Regions from separate parts of the Homo sapiens genome. Here region 1 is linked to region 2. A link is an interaction called in ENCODE POLR2A ChIA-PET data of the cell type or tissue named here. Cell type or tissue: GM12878. All regions are shown on one strand. Each heading gives the region's core, and the rest is flanking DNA. Links, peaks and the distances in the headings are about the cores only. Region 1 has its middle 150 kb from the start of CASC20. Region 2 overlaps CASC20 (cancer susceptibility 20).

The links. ChIA-PET counts read pairs that join two places held together with the same protein. Peaks named below come from ENCODE experiments on the same cell type or tissue, not always from the same donor. Only the 100,000 strongest peaks of a DNase experiment are listed, where the experiment ranks them.
Region 1: POLR2A ChIA-PET joins it to region 2 with 5 read pairs; 2 of 35 experiments call an interaction of 5 or more read pairs at or near these places.

The regions. Positions count from the first base shown.
Region 1 is chr20:6,574,441-6,578,847 of GRCh38, reverse strand. No RefSeq gene overlaps it. Among named protein-coding and RNA genes, the nearest start is that of CASC20, 150 kb to the right of the region's middle. In GM12878, for the core only: no CTCF peak of the experiment used is centred there; a DNase peak (open chromatin) is centred at 2,687.
Region 2 is chr20:6,512,793-6,517,199 of GRCh38, reverse strand. All of the region lies in intron 3 of CASC20 (cancer susceptibility 20), which reads right to left. Among named protein-coding and RNA genes, the nearest start is that of CASC20, 88 kb to the right of the region's middle. In GM12878, for the core only: no CTCF peak of the experiment used is centred there; no DNase peak of the experiment used is centred there.

The DNA of each region.
Region 1 (4,407 bases), core at 294-4,293, 62 kb before region 2:
AAGGCCCATTTCCCTCCCCATCCCCCATGACAGTTCACTTTGTATTAATTATAGATTACATGCTTCAGCCCTCTATCATTATGCTAGCACATTCTCATAAAGAATGGTACATTAACCATAAAAAAAAAAAGAAAGGCCCTTGTCAATTATCTTAGATACCCAGCCTTTATTCTTAGCCATTAGGCCACCCCCACCCACTGCCTGCCACCATCAGTGCTTTAGATGAACTCTCCTATTTAATCCTCACTAAATCCTATGAGTTAGATGCTCTTTTAACGATCAACTCCAATGCAAGGATGAGGAAAATGTGACTTGGGTTAAAGAGCTTTCCAAAGCCACACAGCAATTCATAGGCCTGTCTACCCACTAATCTAAGATTCTCTATGATCACATTCTCCTGCCTCCAGTTACTTTCAGATAATCCAGGGTGTCTCCATAGGATGGCATAGACACACCTGATGGATGGACTCCAAAGACGTCAGAGAAACAAGAAAACAAAAATTCCTCTTAGTATATTTTTCTAAAGTAAGAGTGCTTGTTAAACTGTAACATATGTAAGGAAAAGTGTCCAAATCACAAGTATTCAACTAACTGAATTTCCACAAACGGAACACACAGTGCAGGGTTCAGCAACAGGAACATAAGCAGAACTCAGTAGGCCCTCACCCTCTCCTTACCATTTTTACCATAAAGATCAAACGTTACTATTATCTTGACTTCTAATACCATGGATTATCACTGTATGATTTTGAAATTGTGTAAATGAGATATGTCATGTTATATTCATCAGATTCATCCATGTTGTTGCATGTAGCTGTATTTAATTCATTCTCAGTATCTCATGCATGAATACAGTACAATTTATTCATCCTCTCTGTTGTTCAAGGATGTTTGGGTAGTTTTCAGTTTGAGGCTATTGCAAATAGAAAATTTCTTACCCATGCCTTTTGGTGTACTTATGTATGCATTTCTGTTAGAGATATATATGTGGAGATATGGATATATATATAGATAGATATCCATGCATGCATTTCTGTTGGATATGTGTGTGTGTCTGTGCATTCTCTTGGATATTTATGTGTATTTGTGTATATATATGTATATATGAGTGGAATTTCTGGGCAATATGGTGTGTTCAACTTCAGGGGAAACTTGGATTCAAAAGTCAGGCTTCTCTCAATGAGCTCCCCTCCTTTCCAGGATCTGACTGCTTAGACAGCTTTCTGAGGCATTCAAACACGTGGTGTCTGAATTTTGTTCAGTTTCTAGTTTTTCTCAGCAGGAGGATTTGTCTACTCTAAGTTACAAGTATGCAAAAGCATACTCTTAATGCATTTTAATAATTTACTTACATGCACTTATTTAATCACACATCCTATTTAATGATGTTGAAATAACTATATAGACTATGTAGTTATTATGTAGTATAGACTATAGACAAAAACATCTAAATACAATTGATGTTGCAGTTATTGTGCTGCCAACCTCTTTCCTGACTCTGGTTTGTTTCATTGGGTTTGTATTTTCCACTGCCTTTGGAAGCTGTTTATAGTCTGTCCATTAATTTCAGATTTAGAAACAGATGCATGTTGAAGTATAGATGTTAAGTACCCAATTAGCACCTTTCCATCATTCCTTTGAATCATTAAATGTCCTGAAATCACGCCTCTCTTGCCCTCTGGCCTTTCAAGATTTCTTTTCTCTTGCTACTCTTTCCTGTGGTTTAGGTCTCATTTTTAGTTTGCTTTTGTGCATCAGAATTCCTTGGGGTAGGGGATAGAAGAGCTGTCAAAACACAGATTGCTGGGCCCTACCTTCAGAATTTCCAATTCAGCAGGGCTGGATGAAGCCCAATAATTTGCATTTCGAACAAGTTCCTAGGAGATTCTGATGCTGTTGAGCCAGAAACCACATTTTGAGATAGGCTCTTTAGAGCAATCTCTATTTTTCTCTAGTAATTTTGAAATGTCTTTTCAAAAGAAAGCATTGTGTCTACTCCAGCTGTTTCTAATTTCCTCATGCTGGATTGCGCCCATCAACCGGAGAGTGATAAAACATAGGATTTTAAAAGGGCTGGACCCATGTTCCTCCTGCATCAATTTTAAGAAAACAAAGCAATGGTATAAATAGTTAAACAGGTCCTTCCCCAATAACCAGGAATCAAAAGCTCCTTTTCAACTGAGTTATATTTAAAGGAGCTTTCTTTAAATTTTGGACATATTTGGGAGGAGGGGAATTAAACGGAAGGTTCCTGTACCACTCAAATCTCCCCCTTCCATCATTTAAAAAAATGTCATTTATGACTGCAGGCCTGTGAAGCCAACTTTATTTATAATTCTCAGTAGCCCTCAGGTTCTGGGGCAATCTAAAGACACAAGCCTTTCTTTGTTTTTACATGAAATATCTGTTGAATACACATTTTATGCATATTTGTCCAAATTTAGTCAAAACAACACAAACTCTCAGCTATCAGGAAGTGTATTCTGATGTACAGTAGGTAAAACAAACACGAGGTTGAATTCACACAATGGTATTCATGGCATTTTGTCAACTTTTAAACCTTTACAGTATGTGGTGTACAATAGCAGCCTGAAGTTGCAATGTGCTCCTCTGTAATCAAAGCCCATCTATCCGCAGAAGAGAAGGGTGCAAGGGACTTTTCCCTCGCGTCTGAGATGAAACAGACAGGACTGTTTCTCTGTCTCACTATGCATACTCGGGGCATGACAGTTTCCATGTAAGGGAAAACTGCTGCTTTTAACAGAAGATAAATTAAGCCCTGGGGTTAGAGTGAAACCTTTAAGGTCAGAATTCAGATGATAAGAGCAAATGGAGGTTTCCCCAGCTGTGTCAGAGAGCTAAGCAAGAGGTGAGGTTTATCGGCCTTCCTGCAATGGTGCTAATGAGTGATAAGGAGCTCTAATTTGAAGACGCCCTGGAGCTGTTAAAGTGTGCGTGAAATGCACACAATTCATCAGCAGAGCAATAATCTTCCCCTTACACAAATGGAAAAGCCATTTTTGTGTGCTTGGATTTCTGATCAAAGCCTAGGGGGAAAAGGGGAAAGAGAAACTAAATTTTAGAACACTTCGTATGTGCCAGGAAATATTCTCACCCTTTACCAAGGGTCAGTCAGCTGACAAAATCCTCATTATAACTTCCCAAATATGGTACCATGTTTACAGATGAGGAAACTGAGGCACATAGAAGTTAAATGACACATTCTGTGCCTCAGTTTCCTCATCTGTAGACAAAGCTGATAAATTAAGGAATAGATGTTTAAATCCACACCTGCCTGATTTCCATTCTATTATTTCCCTACTAGCATTGTTCATTCTTCAACATATAATATATAGGACACCCAACTGGCAATTTTTTTCAGGAAATACATATCAGAATGCCGATAAGCATTTTAGGTTGAAAAAGACCTGAGGTGATTCTAACCCATCTCCCCAACCTAAGGCATGCCCTGTGGCTTTACTCTACCCTGGATCAATTGAAAATCATTGGATACATGACAGTGGTGCTTTAGTGAAAAACCATTCGAGTGGGAACTTGGAAGTTTGGATCAGCTCTGCTACTGATAACTGCGTCATTTCAGGCAAATGACTGAAAATGCAACACTTGTTTAATCAATATTTAATTGTTGCACAAAGATTTAGTAGTAACACTTCCCATGTTGCAGGCACTATGCCAGCTGGTGTAGATAGAAGCTTGTATAAGCCAGATTCTTGGCTTGCAAGTTGTCCATGGTCTAGTGAGGAAGCCAGACATATAAACATCTTTGACATTCCCATAATGCAGTATGATAGCATGGATTCCTTCCTATAAGGGATTACGAGAACATGGTTCCAAAAGCTCTTGCTTCTGCCTCAATGGGCAGAGAAGTCAGGGAAACCTCAACAAGAAAGGAGAGAATGGAAGGAGTTTGCCAGGCTGATATGGTGAAGCGCAGAAGGGAGGTTCCATGTTAAGGGAATGGCATATGCAGACATGAGGTCATGTTCATGAAGCTGAATGCCATTTGCTAGAGTTGAATCATTAAGGACATGGCATGTCGTGCTACAGAGTTTGAACTTTATCTTGTAAGTGATGGTGAGACAGGGAAATTTTGTAGAGCCATGAGGTGGTTAAATTTATGTTTTAGGAAAAGCCCTGAGTAGTGTGACAAATGAATTGGAATGAGATGAGACTAGAGGCAAGGAAACCAATCCGGAAGCTGTTACAAAGATTCAGATAAGAGGTGATGTTGGCTTAATCTAGAAAAGGTGTGTGTGTGTGAGGTTCTGGTTTAAGAAAGTGCTGGTGCACTCAAAAGGTGCTGGTTCAGGAGACATTCTTAAAGTAGAATGACCATGCACGTTTCAGCAGTCAACATAATTTGAGAGAGATGGTAGAACAAACTGT
Region 2 (4,407 bases), core at 299-4,298:
TTTGCCACAGTTTCTTAAAATCCTTGGATAAATTATTTCAAGCTTCAAGTTAAAAGACAAAAAGTTTAAAACTCAAGTAATTTATAAAACATATATCTAACTTTCATTTCTATATCAGCTCAAGGCAGCAACTAAGATTTGTCCTTGCTTCCTAACGACACTGATGCAAGCATTATTCTTAATTTTATTTTTAATATACATAAAGCAACTGAGGGTCAGAGGCAATAAATAATTTTTCCAAGGTCACACAGCTAGCTAGGAACAGGACTGGAATTTGATTCCACAGTTATGCTCACTATCATGAGGAGAACCATTGGTTCTTGTCAATAAAGACTTAGTATGAAGTCCATTCACAGCATTTTAGGATTTCTTTTGAAAAATGGTGAGCTATTCGAAGTTGACCACATTTGAGTGCACCCAACAATAATTAACAATACTTGACTTAGGATGGGGTTATGTCCCAATGAGCCCATTGTAAGTCAAAAATATCATAAATTGAAAATGTATTTAATGCCCCATAAAACCATCATAAAGTCAAAAAATTATAAGTCAAGCCATTATAAGTCAGAGACCATCTGTATTCAAAAGACTTTTAGATGTAAATTGAGTGCTGTGACATTTAAGGCACTGCTCTAGACACTGAGCTAAGAGCCCTGGGCTATACTGTCTGGACTTTAGAACTTAAAGAGACATGAAAATCCAAACATCACATTTGTATACTAGAATATTAAACAACCCCGGGGACTAAATGTCTGGCTTGTAGTCACAAAGCCAGTTTGTTGTAGAATTGAAGCTAGAATTCAGACTCCTTGAAATCTAGAACAGTGCCCCTCCCATGTACAATTCGAGAAGCACAAGACAAGTCTTAGCCCTGAAGGAACTTGTAGTTTAACTGGGGAGACAGATGCAAAACTATTAGATATTTTTTTACAAATGTGACAAAATTTAAACTTCAACAAAGATGATAAGGCAAGTTGCTGTAAGAGTACATTATGGCCAAATAGGGTTATAATTCGGAAGAGTGAGAACTTAATGTAGGCTAGAGAGTCATCCTCAAGGGGAGTTATACTTAGCCATCTGAAAGGAGTTTATAGAAGATACATGGAGAATTATTTAAGTGGTAGAAATTATGTATTAATAAGTATAACTACCAAAACTATCACACCAGAAAGACAAAGATTACATGGAGAGCCAAGTAGGACTTCTATGATCCTCCTATCCTTGATAATAGCATGCATCACTCTAATTTACTTGTGTTTCTGTAAGTTTTTTCCACCAGTGAACTCTTATTATAGTACCTGATACATATTAGGAGTTCTAAAATACCTCAGATGAATAAACAAATGAATAGAAGCTTTGATTAGAATTGTGGATTAGATAACACCAGAAAAAAAAAAAGAGTACTTTCGGGATTAAAAAAAAAAAAACAACATAAAGGACTTCACTCACTCTCTGTTCATATCCAAAGTTATCAACAATCCCAAAAAAAGCATAGATAGAGCCTACTATCAGCATAGTACTAATAACAGCCAGCTTATCAGCCCACTGACATCATCTAGCAATGGTAAATTACTTCAGATTGTGGAAGGCATTCACCAGCTAAAAGTTCCTTTCCAATTCGAGGTAGAGAAGAGGTGTTTAAGGGAAAAGAAAGAGGAAGGAGATGGAGGATTACATTAATGAGGGATTTTTCAAACATCCATACACACTTTGTGATAAAATGCTTCTAAGCTGGGGTCATTTCCTGTACAGACAATGTAGCTTTTCTTAGACCCATACTGGGTCTAAAAATTACTGCCTGGCTGAATATCTAAGCTAATCAAGACTATGTTCCCTCAGCAGGTGAGGGATAAACTGAACACCATTTAATCAGGCATAATGGAAGGCTGAGTCTATAAAGTAGTGCATGATTAACCATTTGGAGGAGTCCTGCCAAGTCCACAGTACTAGTAGTGGAGCTCTTCTTTCATACATTTTGCAAATGTAATTCATTAGTAGGTACTTAACGCTAACCTATGCTGAAAAGAAAGCCTTGGTGCTGAGCTATACTGAAAAGTTGATGAAGTATAGTACAGCTTTGTATTAAATAATTAGTATTATCTTACATGGGAAGACCAAAATAATCACCCTCCTTTAACAGACATATGGGGTTAAAATTATTCAGCTCACATCTTTTGTTTTGAGAAATCTTCATGTTATGCTAGCTAAAGTGGGGATGGGACAGACAGCCCTCTGAGATTTTTGGTTGAATACATATTGAGATAAGCATCATGTAGTTGTTTTACCTGTGTGGGGACACTTATTCAGATTGGGCCCAGAAAAAGTCTCTAAGTTCATGCACTGCTTACCTCTTTTACAGCAGTAACATACAGCCTTGTCCAAAGCATTTCTCAATGAATGCCCATCAGCAGCCCAGAGAACCAGGTGCGGTGGGGGGAATGTTAATGTTGATTGTTAGTGTTGAACAGGACAAGACAATCAAAAAGTGGGGAATGGACCAATCAGAGGCAGTGGGAATAATTGTCTATAAAAATAACTGTGTGCTTTTTCTCAGAATTTATATACTCAAAATGGATGAAGTAAGACCAAGTGGTGGTCCCTAAATCCGGCAAAATCCAGCAATGCACTGGAAGCTTGGGAGTATTTACTGGAAACTTCTAAATTATATATATTCAAGGTATACAATATGTTGTCTTGATATACATACACTTAGTTAAATGCTTATCACAGTTAAGCAAATTAACTTATTCATCACTTTCCATAGTTGTCTTTTTGTGTTTGATAAGGACACCTAAAATCTACTTTTCTAGCACACTTCAGCATACAATAAAATATTATTATTATAACTATAGTCCCCAAGCTGTACATTAGATCGCTTAGACTTTTTCATCTCACATAACTGTAAGTTTATATGATTTGATCTACTTCTCATTTCCTTTCTCTCCCTACCCCGGTAACCACCATTTTACTCTGTTTCTATATGTTTGACTTTTTCTGAGATTCCAGATATAATTGAAATAATGCACTATTTTTCTTTATAAGTCTGGCTTATTCCACTTAGCATAATCCCCTCCAGATTCATCCATGTTGCTGCAAATGGTAGCATCTACTTATTTTGGAATGAATATCTATATGCATGTGTATACATACCACATCATTGATAGACACTTAGGTTGATTCCGTGTCTTGGCTACGTGAATAATGCTGCAACGAACATGGGAGTGCAGGTATCTGTGTGAGATGCTGATGTCATTTCCTCTGGGTACATACCCAGCAGAAGGATCGCTGGGCCATACGGTAGTTGTAACTTTAATTTATTGAGGAACTTCCACACTCTTTTCCATAATGACTGTACCAATTTACATTCCCACCAACAGTGTACAAGTGTTCCCTTTAACCCACAGCCTTGCCAGCACTTGTTATCTTTTGCATTTTTGATAATGGCCATTCTAACAGCTGTGAGGTAACGTCTCATAGTGGTTTTGATTTGCATTTCCTAGAAGATTAATGATGTCGAATATTTTTTCATGTACTTGCTGGTCACTTGTGTTCTCCTTTTGAGAAACGTCTATTCAGATTCTTTGCCTATTTATTAAATCAGGTTTGTTTCTTTTTTCTACTGAGTTGTGTGAGTTCTTTACGTATTTTGGATATAATTCCTTATCAGATAGATGGTTTGAAAATATTTTCTCCCAATCTGTAGGGTGTCTTTTTATTTTATTAATTATTTCTTTTGCTATGCAGAAGATTTTTAGTTTGATGTAGTCCCACATGTTTATTTTTGCTTTTGTTGCCTGAGCTTTTGGTGTCATATCTGAAAAATTATCACCAAGGCCAATATCAAGGAGTTTTTCTCCTATGTTTTCTTATAAAATTTTACATTTCCAGATCTTACGTTTAGGTCATTAATCCATTTTGAATTGACTTTTGTCTTTTGTGTGTGTTATAAGATAAAGATCCAGTTTCATTCCTTTACATGTGTATATCCAGTTTCCCCAGCACCATTTATTGAAGAGACTCTCCTTTCCCCATTATATATTCTTGGCAGCTTTGTCAAAAATCAATTGATCATAAATGTTCAGGTTTATTTCTGGGCTCTTCATTCTGTTTCATTGGTCTATGTATCCTTTTTTTTTAGATGGAGTTTTGCTCTTGCTGCCCAGGCTGGAGTACAATGGCACAATCTCGGCTCACTGCAACCTCTACCTCCTGGGTTCAAGCGATTCTCCTGCCTCAGCCTCCCAAGTAGCTGAGATTACAGGCAGCTGCCACTATGCCCAGCTAACTTTTTGTATTTTGAGTAGAGATGGGGTTTCAGCAAGTTGGCCAGGCTGGTCTTGAACTCCTGGCCTCAAGTGATCCACCCACCTCGGCCTCCCAAAGTGCTGGGATTACAAGCGTGAGCCA